Linked DNA regions of Homo sapiens: region 1 is linked to region 2. A link is an interaction called in ENCODE POLR2A ChIA-PET data of the cell type or tissue named here. Cell type or tissue: B cell. All regions are shown on one strand. Each heading gives the region's core, and the rest is flanking DNA. Links, peaks and the distances in the headings are about the cores only. Region 1 overlaps SMARCC1 (SWI/SNF related BAF chromatin remodeling complex subunit C1). Region 2 overlaps SMARCC1 (SWI/SNF related BAF chromatin remodeling complex subunit C1).

The links. Peaks named below come from ENCODE experiments on the same cell type or tissue, not always from the same donor. Only the 100,000 strongest peaks of a DNase experiment are listed, where the experiment ranks them.
Region 1: POLR2A ChIA-PET joins it to region 2 with 6 read pairs; 7 of 35 experiments call an interaction of 5 or more read pairs at or near these places.

Annotation. Positions count from the first base shown.
Region 1 is chr3:47,682,021-47,687,407 of GRCh38, forward strand. SMARCC1 (SWI/SNF related BAF chromatin remodeling complex subunit C1) reads right to left here. Exons shown (of 28, transcript NM_003074.4): 14 at 4,029-4,150. Among named protein-coding and RNA genes, the nearest start is that of HIGD2AP2, 22 kb to the left of the region's middle. In B cell, for the core only: no CTCF peak of the experiment used is centred there; no DNase peak of the experiment used is centred there.
Region 2 is chr3:47,610,867-47,616,253 of GRCh38, forward strand. All of the region lies in intron 25 of SMARCC1 (SWI/SNF related BAF chromatin remodeling complex subunit C1), which reads right to left. LOC124906234 (a long non-coding RNA gene) reads left to right here. Exons shown (of 3, transcript XR_007095902.1): 3 at 3,434-3,509. Among named protein-coding and RNA genes, the nearest start is that of CSPG5, 35 kb to the left of the region's middle. In B cell, for the core only: no CTCF peak of the experiment used is centred there; a DNase peak (open chromatin) is centred at 3,005; H3K27ac peaks cover 473 bases.

The sequences.
Region 1 (5,387 bases), core at 225-5,224, 71 kb after region 2:
TTTCCATTTTCTAATTTTATTTTTTAATTAAAAAGAAATTCACACACACACTTTTTTTTTTTAAGACACAGGGTCTCATCCTGGGTAGCATGGTGAAACCCCGTCTCTACTAAAACTACAAAAAATTAGCCGGGCATGGTGTTGGGTGCCTGTAGTCCCAGCTACTCGGGAGGCTGAGACGGGAGAATGGCGTGAACCCGGAAGGCGGAGCTTGCAGTGAGCCGATATCGCGCCACTGCACTCCAGCCTGGGGGACAGAGCAAGACTCCGTTTCAAAAAAAAAAAAAAAACAAACAACAACTGGAGTTCAGTGACAAGATCATAGCTAGCTCACTGTAACCTAGAACTCCTAAGCTCAGGCAATCTTTCTGCCCCAGCCTCCAGGATAGCCGGGACTACAGGCATGTGCCATCACGCCTGGTTAATTAAAAAAATTTTTTGTAGAGACGGGTATCACTATGTTTGGGCTCAAGCGACCCACCAGCCTCAGCCTCTCAAAGTGCTGTGATTACAGACAAGAGCCATAGCACCAGCCCCCTTTATCTAATTTTAGAGAAAAAGAATGCCGGTTTCTCATGTGTGTCCTCTTAGGCCATTGTACTAACGAGTTTTAAAGTTTGTCAATTTTAACAGAACAACTCACTATTTTGGAATAATTAAAACAGCAAAAATATATAAAGATAGAATATGTTTTTTAAAAGTAATTTACTGTTTACTATTTAGTATGTCATATATTAATAATTGTTTATGATATAAAAATTGGTGTCAGCTGACAAAAAGCTACATTAAAAGTACATAAACATAATTTTATTGTGAGCCAAAAGCAAAATTGTGAATGTTTAAAAATTCTGAATGTTAAACACATAATTGCAAAGATAACAAGACTGAGACACTTCCAAATGTTTAAAAATAATTAAAGAGAGTAACAAATGTAATGAAGACTGATGTTCAAAGATATGCACTTATTCTGTTCCAGGTTGTATTTACTGAAAACATCCAGAAATAGCATTCGTTTTTTGTTTTGTTTTTGTTTTTGTTTTGAGACGGAGTCTCGCTCTGTCGCCCAGGCTGGAGTGCAGTGGCGCGATCTCAGCTTACTGCAAGTTCCACCTCCCGGGTTCACGCCATTCTCCTGCCTCAGCCTCCTGAGTAGCTGGGAATACACGCGCCCGCCACCACGCCCGGCTCATTTTTTTTTCGTATTTTTAGCAGAGACGGGGTTTCACCGTGTTAGCCAGGATGGTCTCAATCTCCTGACCTCGTGATCCACCCGCCTTGGCCTCCAAAAGTGCTGGGATTGCAGGTGTGAGCCATCGCGCCCGGCCTATTCAGTTGGTTTTAAATGTACTCAGGAAAGTCTCAATATTTGAGCCACAGAATGATGTCAGACAAAAATAAGGCATATCAAGTGGATCACTGACTATATTCTTTTAAATTGTCTCCAAAAAGACTTCTGGACATACATGGATTTTAAAAATCACATTCATCCTTTAAAAATAACACGGTAATCATTGAGAGCAGGCAAAAGGTATAAAAAGTACCCCAAGATTGGCCGGACGCAGTGGCTCACACCTGTAATCCCAGCACTTTGGGAGGCCAAGGTGGGTGGATCACCTGAGGTCAGGAGTTCGAGACCAGCCTGGTGGTGAGCCGAGATTGCGCCGCTGCACTCCAGCCTGGGCAACAGACTGAGACTCCGTCTCAAAAAAACAGAAACAAAAAAACCCAAGATTTTGAGTAATGGCAGCATCAGCAATGTAGACAACTTTCCTGTAAAGGTACCTTAAAGATGCTAACATCTATTTGGAGTGGTAAGTTCTGGTATTTATGTTTTTAAAAAAACAACAACAACAAAACAGTCGAGGCACAGACAAACAAAAAGACAAACAAAAATCATTCTAATATTAAATAGTCACATCTCATAAGCAATCAATAAAAAAGACAGTACTCGGCCGGGCGCGGTGGCTCACGCCTGTAATCCCAGCACTTTGGGAGGCCGAGGCGGGCGGATCACGAGGTCAGGAGATCGAGACCACGGTGAAACCCCGTCTCTACTAAAAATACAAAAAATTAGCCGGGCGTAGTGGCGGGCGCCTGTAGTCCCAGCTACTTGGGAGGCTGAGGCAGGAGAATGGCGTGAACCCGGGAGGCGGAGCTTGCAGTGAGCCGAGATCCCGCCACTGCAGTCCAGCCTGGGCGACAGAGCGAGACTCCGTCTCAAAAAAAAAAAAAAAAAAAAGACAGTACTCCAGTTACATCCAACTATGCTCGAAGCATGCCACAGTGCTTGCTGTAAAAATCAGAGACGATGCTAAGGAGGTCTGTTTTCTTAAACATTTTTACATGCCAGGATTTATATTTTAAAAGCCTCCTGATGTTAAAATATTTCCTATTAAAATAAAGCTATTATTGGGTAGTAATTTTTTTTTTTTTTTGGGAGACAGAGTATTGCTCTTGTAGCCCAGGCTGGAGTACAATGGCTTGATCTCGGCTCAATGCAACCTCTGCCTCCTGGGTTCAAGCGATTCTCCTGCCTCAACCTCCCAAGTAGATGGGATTACAGGCACCCACCACCACGCCTGGCTAATTTTTTTGTATTTTTAATAGAGACGGGGTTTCACCAGGTTGGCCAGGCTATTCTTGAACTGCTGACCTCAGGTGATCTGCCCACCTCGGCCTCCCAAAGTGCTGGGATTACAGGCATAAGCCACCATGCTGGGCAATTTTTTTCCTTTATATAAAGTAGTCCCTTCATATCTGTGGAGTTTGTGTTCCAAGACCCCCAATGGATGCCTGAAACTGTGGACAGGGCCATTAAGTTTTTTCCTACGTATACACATAAACACACACATACCTATGACAAAGTTTAATTTATAAATTAGACACAGGACTAGATTAACAAAAACCAATAATAAAAAAGAACAAGTATAACAATTTATTATACACAATTTCATGAACAGAAGATTTGTTCTTATCATAGATCTTAGCAAGCTCAGCACACAATTCTTTTTAAGTCGGAAACATTCACCTTTTCACTTAAAGGAAGCGCTTTATACATTCACTTTGGCGTATCCGAACTATCACCATCACTACTTCTATGCATTGGGGCCACTAACTAAAATAGGGGTTCCTTGAACAGAAGCACTGAAATCCCTTGACAGCTAGTCTAATAACTGATACGGATACTAAATGACTAACAGGTGGGTAGCATGTACAGTGTGTCTACATTGAAAAAAAAGGATGATTCATACTCCTGGCATGAAACTGCAAGATTTCATCCCACTACTCAGAATAACACACAACGGAAAATTATGAATTGTTTACTTCTGGAAATTTTCAGTTAGTATTTTTAATCTAGAGTTAATTTCAAGTAACTAAAAACTTTTTATAATAATTTAAAACATTTTATACTACTACTCAAGTATTTGCTTGTTTGAATTATAGCTGATTCTAAATGAGTTAGATTCAAGCTTACAAAATTTTACAAACCTAAATTACAACAAAATCTAGTTTCAATCCCTGAATTGTTTTTCTTTAAAAAAAAAAAAAAAAATTCGAGCCAGGCGCGGTGGCTCACGCCTGTAATCCCAGCACTTTGGGAGGCTGAAGCAGGTGGATCACGAGGTCAGGAGTTCAAAACCACCCTGGCCAAGATGGTGAAACCCATCTCTACTAAAAATACAAAAATTAGCCTGGCACGGCGGCGGGAACCTGTAATCCCAGCTACTCAGGAGGCTGAAGCAAGAGAATCACTTGAAACCGGGAGGCAGAGGTTGCAGTGAGTCGAGATCATACCACTGCATTCTAGCCAGGGTGACAAAGCAAGACTCTGTCTCAACAACAACAAAACAAACAAACAAACAAAAAACACAAACACATTCCAAAGATAAAAATCACTCTCCATCTCCCTTCATCCAAAGTGATAGTAATTTCTGATAAGGAACATGGGCAGAAAGGCACAACCTGATTTCAAGGAAAGTTCTTGTACTGCTCAGTACCATGCTCACAGATGGAAGTGGTCCACTCACCAGTTATAATCAAACCATGATGCATAACTAGGAATAATAATGTGATTGGTCTGCTCTGTCACATTATCTTCCCCAAGGTCAACTGATCGACTCTGATCACCTTTGGCAGGATCTTCATCTTCCTATAGAAAAGAAGACAAAGTTCAAAGAAAGAAAGAACTACAGAGAGAGATATATATAACATCTCTTACACTTCAGTTGTTAGGTTAAATAAAATGAAGCTCCCCGATTCGATCAGATATTTGAAAAACAAATTTCAAGTAAAAACAACCTTTCACAGTATTTAAGGTACAAGGTAGCCAGCTGATAAGGTTTTGTTGCTCATTTATGATGATGAGGGAATCAATGCAGAGAAGGTAGGTCTCTCATAATAAGATTAACAAGTTGATTGAAGAAAGTCTGTTTCAATGCACAGGACTTCAGACTAAATAAATAACTCATAACCCAGATCTCGTTCCATAATAGCTTGCTTCTTCCTTGTCCAGTTTTACTTAATCTGAAGTAAATGTTTACTTGATACACATTTTTATTGCATACATTTAAACGTATTTTAAATACTTTTTTTGATATTGAAATGTTTTACAATTTTCTCTCTGTGGTGATTTTATTATTTGTAACCTAATGAAATTATTTTCTATTAAGAAACCAAATTATGGGCTGGGCAAGGTGTCTCATGCCTGTAATTCCAACACTTGGGAGGCTGAGGCAGGAGGATCACTTGAGACCAAAAGATCAGGACCAGCCTGGGCAACATAGTCAGACTTTGTCTCTACTAAAAATTTAGAAATTAGCTGGACATAGTGGTACATGCCTGTAGTCCCAGCTACTTTAGAGGCTGAAGTCAGCAAGATTGCTTGAGCATGGGAGGTCAAGACTACAGTGAGCTGTGTTTCCACCACTGCCCTGCACTCCAGTCTAGGCAAGACCCTGCCTCAAAAAAAAATAAAATAAGCAAAAACCCAAATTTTGAATCAGTTTTCTTTTACAATGGTTCCACAATTTAATTTCTACCTTTTTCTTAATTCAACCTAAATCTCCTGTTACAGTATTTGAAGTGACGATCTAGTGTTACTACCTATAACAGTTTCTATAAGAATAGTAAAAAGGAATAAATTTAAAGCATGAAAACACCAAGGACTCTAGTTATTACTTAAATGATATTGAATACAAATGTGATACTAACGATGACAAGGGTAACAAATTTTATTTCCCAAATCACAGAAGCTAGCAAAAAATATTCTCAATGTTCACCTGTTTTTATTTTGGCTTTAGTTAATATATTTTTGTGTTACAGACTTTACAAATCATTAGGAGACAAAAAATTTCCCTTATTCAGAAAAAACAGGAAGAGGCTGGCAT
Region 2 (5,387 bases), core at 84-5,083:
ATATGCATTTCTCTATGTGGAACTTTGGCAGTGCCACTGCAAATCTTAGCTTTCAAGTACCCAAAATTATACTTGGTGACACATTCACGGAATATTTTAGTTGCCTATAAAAAAATTTGCATGAATCTTAGTTTAACGACTACAAGCATTTCAATATTCAAGATAATCTTTCTGGCACCCAAATGAGAATAAAGAGAAATACAGTATTATATGTTTAGTTCAGAGAATGAAGCCTATCCTAAATTAATTTAATTCAGGGATGATAAAGAAAATCAACCTGAACATGCAGGAAAATGAAAATCCAGATCTCTGAAAGTAGTATAAAAATCATAAGCATAAGGAGGGTTAATAAACCCACTTCTTTTCAATAACATCTCCATCCCATCATTTTGATAGAAAAATCTAAGTCACTGGGAATCATTTTCTAGTGCTGTGTTGTCCAATACAGCAGTTAGAAGCCACACACAGCTACTGAGCACTTGAAGTGTGGCTAACATGAAATGAGATGTGCTGTTGGTGATGCACAGTAAAATTTGAAGACTTAATATGAAAAATTGTTCATATAAATTACATATAGAAACAATGTATATATGTAGGTTTTACATATACTGGATTATGTAAAACATCATTTCACCTGTTTTTAATTTGGCTACTAGAAAATTTTAGTTATATATATGGCTCACATATTTCTGTCCAATAGCACTATTCTGAGGCATTTAATAGGTTAGGGAAGTATAACATTTTTGCTTTTGGGGGCAGCAAGTTCTGTGGATAAACACTACACACTATTATTTGCAAAAACTAGATGGAATAAGCATGAGAATTAGCCTAAAAATCTGGGCCTTTGGCAGAGGGCCGACTGGGGAAAATCCCTGTGAAATTGAGTGAGAAGCATCACTGGTTATAGGAGTAGCAACTGGGGTATTTCCATGGACAGATGGGGTGTGGGAAGACAGGCCATGAACACAGTATGAAGAAAAGATGCATGAGCAGGCTAAGAGGAGAACAAATAAAGAGAGTAAACGGTATAGCTTATGTCCTGGATTTTGGTAACTGGCTTGTAGACTTTCCTTAGGGAGAGGGAGATTTTCTGAAACAAAACATTTTGAGAGAGGTTGAGGGTTACCAGGAACAAGCAAGACAGGGTTCTACCATGGTCCTAATAGTCTAGTGTGGGCTCTTCATTTTCTGGGAAAGGTAATCTGAAGAGGGTAAAGCCTAGCCTGGTTCAGTTTCCTGTGTGCATGATGAGAAGGGAGATGTAATATGTAAACAGCAAGAGAATCTTCTGGAAGTCCAGTTCTGCAGGAAGACTAATCAGATTAGTAAGTAAGAGGCAAAATGACTGTAAAAGGTGGGGTGGGAAATCTAAATATTCTGGCTACAGATCCTTGGTTTTGCTTTCTTCTAATCATTCTTTCTAGGAATTTAGGACTCTGAATTTGCTTAAGAGGTGGCCAGAAAACATCCTCTTATCTGTTTTTGTTGAGTGACTACTGGTCTGAACAGCTTGGCTGTAGTCCTACTGTTATGTAAGAACTATGGAATTTAGGTCAAGATATGCTTTATAAGGAAGCTGAACTGCTACTGGAGGGAGCAGTGACTCTAAAAGGAAATTCTGGTCTCTGCATTACCTAGCTGAATTTTGGGTTCTGCTTTTAACCAAACTAGCCTTTCTTTGAGGGCTTACCTTAGTATCAAGGTATTAACCTTGGAAAGAAAAAAAGAATCTACTAATAAGAGGATGAGAGGGCCAAGCTGGGAAGAAAAATTTGCCCAATTTTCCTTGCCTACAACATGAGCTAGCCTGTATTATCCTCTTTATTTTCTGAGTTTCATCTGTCATTTTAAAACTTAGAAGGTAATTTAAAAAAAGTAATTAGAAGAATTAGAAAGGATAAGTGATTAAACACATACATAAACCTGAAAGAGAACCCAGTTTAAACCAAAAGTTCCAATGTGGGGCCAAACATGTCCTATGAGTTGAGAGCAATGCCCAAATAACAGGCTACCAGTTGGCTCCATAAGGGCCATCTCTGTTCTGCGGCAGATGCAGCAGAGCTTGCCACCATGTACTGGCCTCGTCATGCAAATAAAATAACTTTTCTTGTTCTAGATACCTTATTTTTATTAAATCAAGTTGAAGACTGCATTCACTTTTGTGGCAATCAGAAAGAATGTTAACTAGGAATTTCTGAGAGAAAATTGCCAGTACTGGTCATATTTTAAATGCACTTAACCAATGACCCAGTGATTAGGCATCTGGAAATCTGTCCTAGAATACTGTATGTATGCATGTGTAAGGATGGTCATCAAGGCATTCTTTTTGATGTTCAGTTACATAAGATAACCTGAATGGGGGAAAAAACAAGTTGCAATAAAAATATTTATAAGATAATCCAAGTATATAAAAATGACTTTGTGATCATGTATAAACACATTTAAAATGTTCTGAAAGATACAAACTATTAACAGTGATCATCCATAGAAATGAAACTGGAAGTAGGAGAACTTTTCTCTTTTTTTTTTTTTTTTGAGACGGAGTCTTGCTCTGTCGCCCAGGCTAGAGTGCAGTGGTCGCCTTCCGGGTTCAAGCAATTCTCCTCCCTCAGCCTCCCAAGTAGCTGGGATTACAGGTGCCCACTACCACGCCCAGCTAATTTTTGTATTTTTAGTAGAGATGGGGTTTCACCATGTTGGCCAGACTGGTCTTGAACTCCTGACCTCAGGTGATCCGCCCGCCTCAGCCTCCTAAAGTGCACAGGCATGAGCCACTGCTCCTGGCCAGAACTTTTTATTTATGATTTGAAAATTTAAAATATCACACACATATGTTTAATAACAAAAAAATAGGCTCCAGCGAACCCAGTTTTTCATACAAGGCTGCCTATGGCCCTGCTCTGAAGACACATCCTGAGCCCCCACTTCCCCTGCTTTCAAAAACCCTGCCTTCCTCTCCCTCTTCACTGTGTATGTATAAAGCAGCCGTATCCAAGCGAAATCTAACACAACAGAGCACTTTTCAACACCAAGACACCAAACGCAGACACAGCTGCAAGTGCAGCTGAAGTTCACACAAAGCTCTTCTCCCTTCTATTTGCATAAAGCAGGGAGGGGGGTGGGAAAGAGTAAAAGACAGTGAGGGCCACAAAAATCTATCTGCAATGCCAAGGACTGAAATATCAGCTGAGACTTGAAGCCTCAGAGCTAAAGTAAATAATCACACCTTCCTTTTCAATGCTTTGTATCAGTGATGAGAAATTCACTGAAAAAACCCCAAATCCAAAACAGACATATCCATCCCTTTTTATACCTGAGGTAAAAGAAAACAATATAATTGCATTTTGCTACTTCCATGTGTACTTCTGGTAGCAGAAATCCAAAAAGGGAGCCTGCATCATTATTGTGACTTGTCATTTTATCTTTGTTGCAGTGTGCTTGCTTCTTGAGGCCACAAGTCTTTCTGCTTCAGAACTGAACCTGCTACTGGGTATGGCTTTCTAATCTCAAATAAAACTACCTTTAATGTAATAGCAAATGTTGAACAATAGATTCAATTGTATGACAGGCAGCACAGAAGATGAATTACTACAACTACACAGAAAACAAAGTTAAATATAATTACTCTGGGACACTATGAAATTCTTTTTTGCTGTTCTTTCTTCCTCAGTTTGTCATAAAATATAACAAATTTTTCTAAACTTACTATTTGTGAGGATAGCCCATTATCTCTATCTTGAAATTCCACCCAGAACTTCACCATTTCTCTTCACTTCCACGGCTGACACCCTGGTCCAAGCCACCATATCTCACGTGCATTAACCTAACAGCCTCCACACCAAGTCTCCCTGATTCTGACCTTGCTGCCTTATAATTTACTCTCTCTAACACAGTAGACAGAGTGATCCCTGATAAACTGTAAGGAAGATCACTTCAGTCCTCAACTCAAGGTCCCGCAATTATTTCACATTTCAGAGTAAAGCAAAAAGGCCTCTGGACTGCTTTCAAGAATTTCTGTGATTTGGTCACCATGATCTCTTTGACTTTATGCTCCTAACTCCCTTGACTCATTTATGCTCCAGCCCACCCACCTACTCCCTTGTCTCTGAACATGTCAGTCATACTCCTGCCTCAGGGCCTCTGCACTGGCTGTTTCCAGCACCTAGAAGTGCTTGCCCATCAACTGTCAAGTTTCTCAATAAGGCCTAATCTGATGACACCACTCAAAACAGAAATCCCTTCCCTGCCACTCCTAATCCCCCCGACTCAGCCCATAACATACACACAAAGCTTGTATGTATACCTATATATATGCAGCATATAATACCTTATTACTTATAAAACTTCCTTAATTCACTCATGGTTTCTAATTATTTGAAATCCACCAAGGCAGAGATCTTTGTTGGGTTTTATCTACCACTGTATCCTCAGTAGCTGTATGCCTGGAGGACAGCAGATGCTCAGTGAGTATTTGGCAAATGAACAAATAAATCATTTTATCTACCACAAAAACTATCAAGGCAGGCTGACCCTCCAGTCTCCTAAGCAATCATTCTTTTCATATTTCAAGAGCTGGGCCTTTCTTACAAATCATTATCAATCCTCCTCCTCCAGGAATCTTACCTTGATAATCTGAGCTGACCATGACCTCCCCTTTCTCTGAATTTTCATAGCCCCATCATCTCATAGTATTTGGTTTCTTTGAGTCAATGTCTCATCCATCCTTTAACTTCCTTAAGTACAGGGTCTGGGTTTCTCACAGTTCCGAGTTCCCTAATAGTCCCTCTTTTCTGAAGGTACACAATTTCTTTCTTTTCTTTTCTTTTCTTTTTTTAAGACAGAGTTTTGCTCTTATTGCCCAGCCTAGAGTGCAATGGCGCCATCACGGCTCACTGCAACCTCTGCCTCCTGGGTTCAAGTGATTCTCCTGCTTCAGCCTCCTGAATAGCTGGAATTACAGGTGCCCACCACCACGCCCGCCTAATTTTTGTATTTTTAGTAGAGACGGGGTTTCACAATGTTGGCCAGGCTGGTCTCGAACTCCTGACATCAGGTGATCCACCTGCCTCATCCTCCCAAAGTGCTGGGATTACAGGCGTGAGCCACAGCACCCAGCCTCTGAAGGTATAAAATTTCTATACCTAGCCAAATGAACTTCAGAGAGACAGACAACATTTAGTCCAAAAGCTATAAATGGAATCAGCTCATAGATCCATTCTCAATGGCCTCAAAGTGTCTTTTAAAAAAACATTCAAATGTAAACGGCTTATGTGGGGCCCAGGCCCTTCAATTCTCTCCAGGTAATTTAGTCTACAACACAACCCATGTCTGAAACCTGCTCTGTTGACGGCTGTGTGCTTCTGCCTAGCATCAAAAGCTACTCAGTC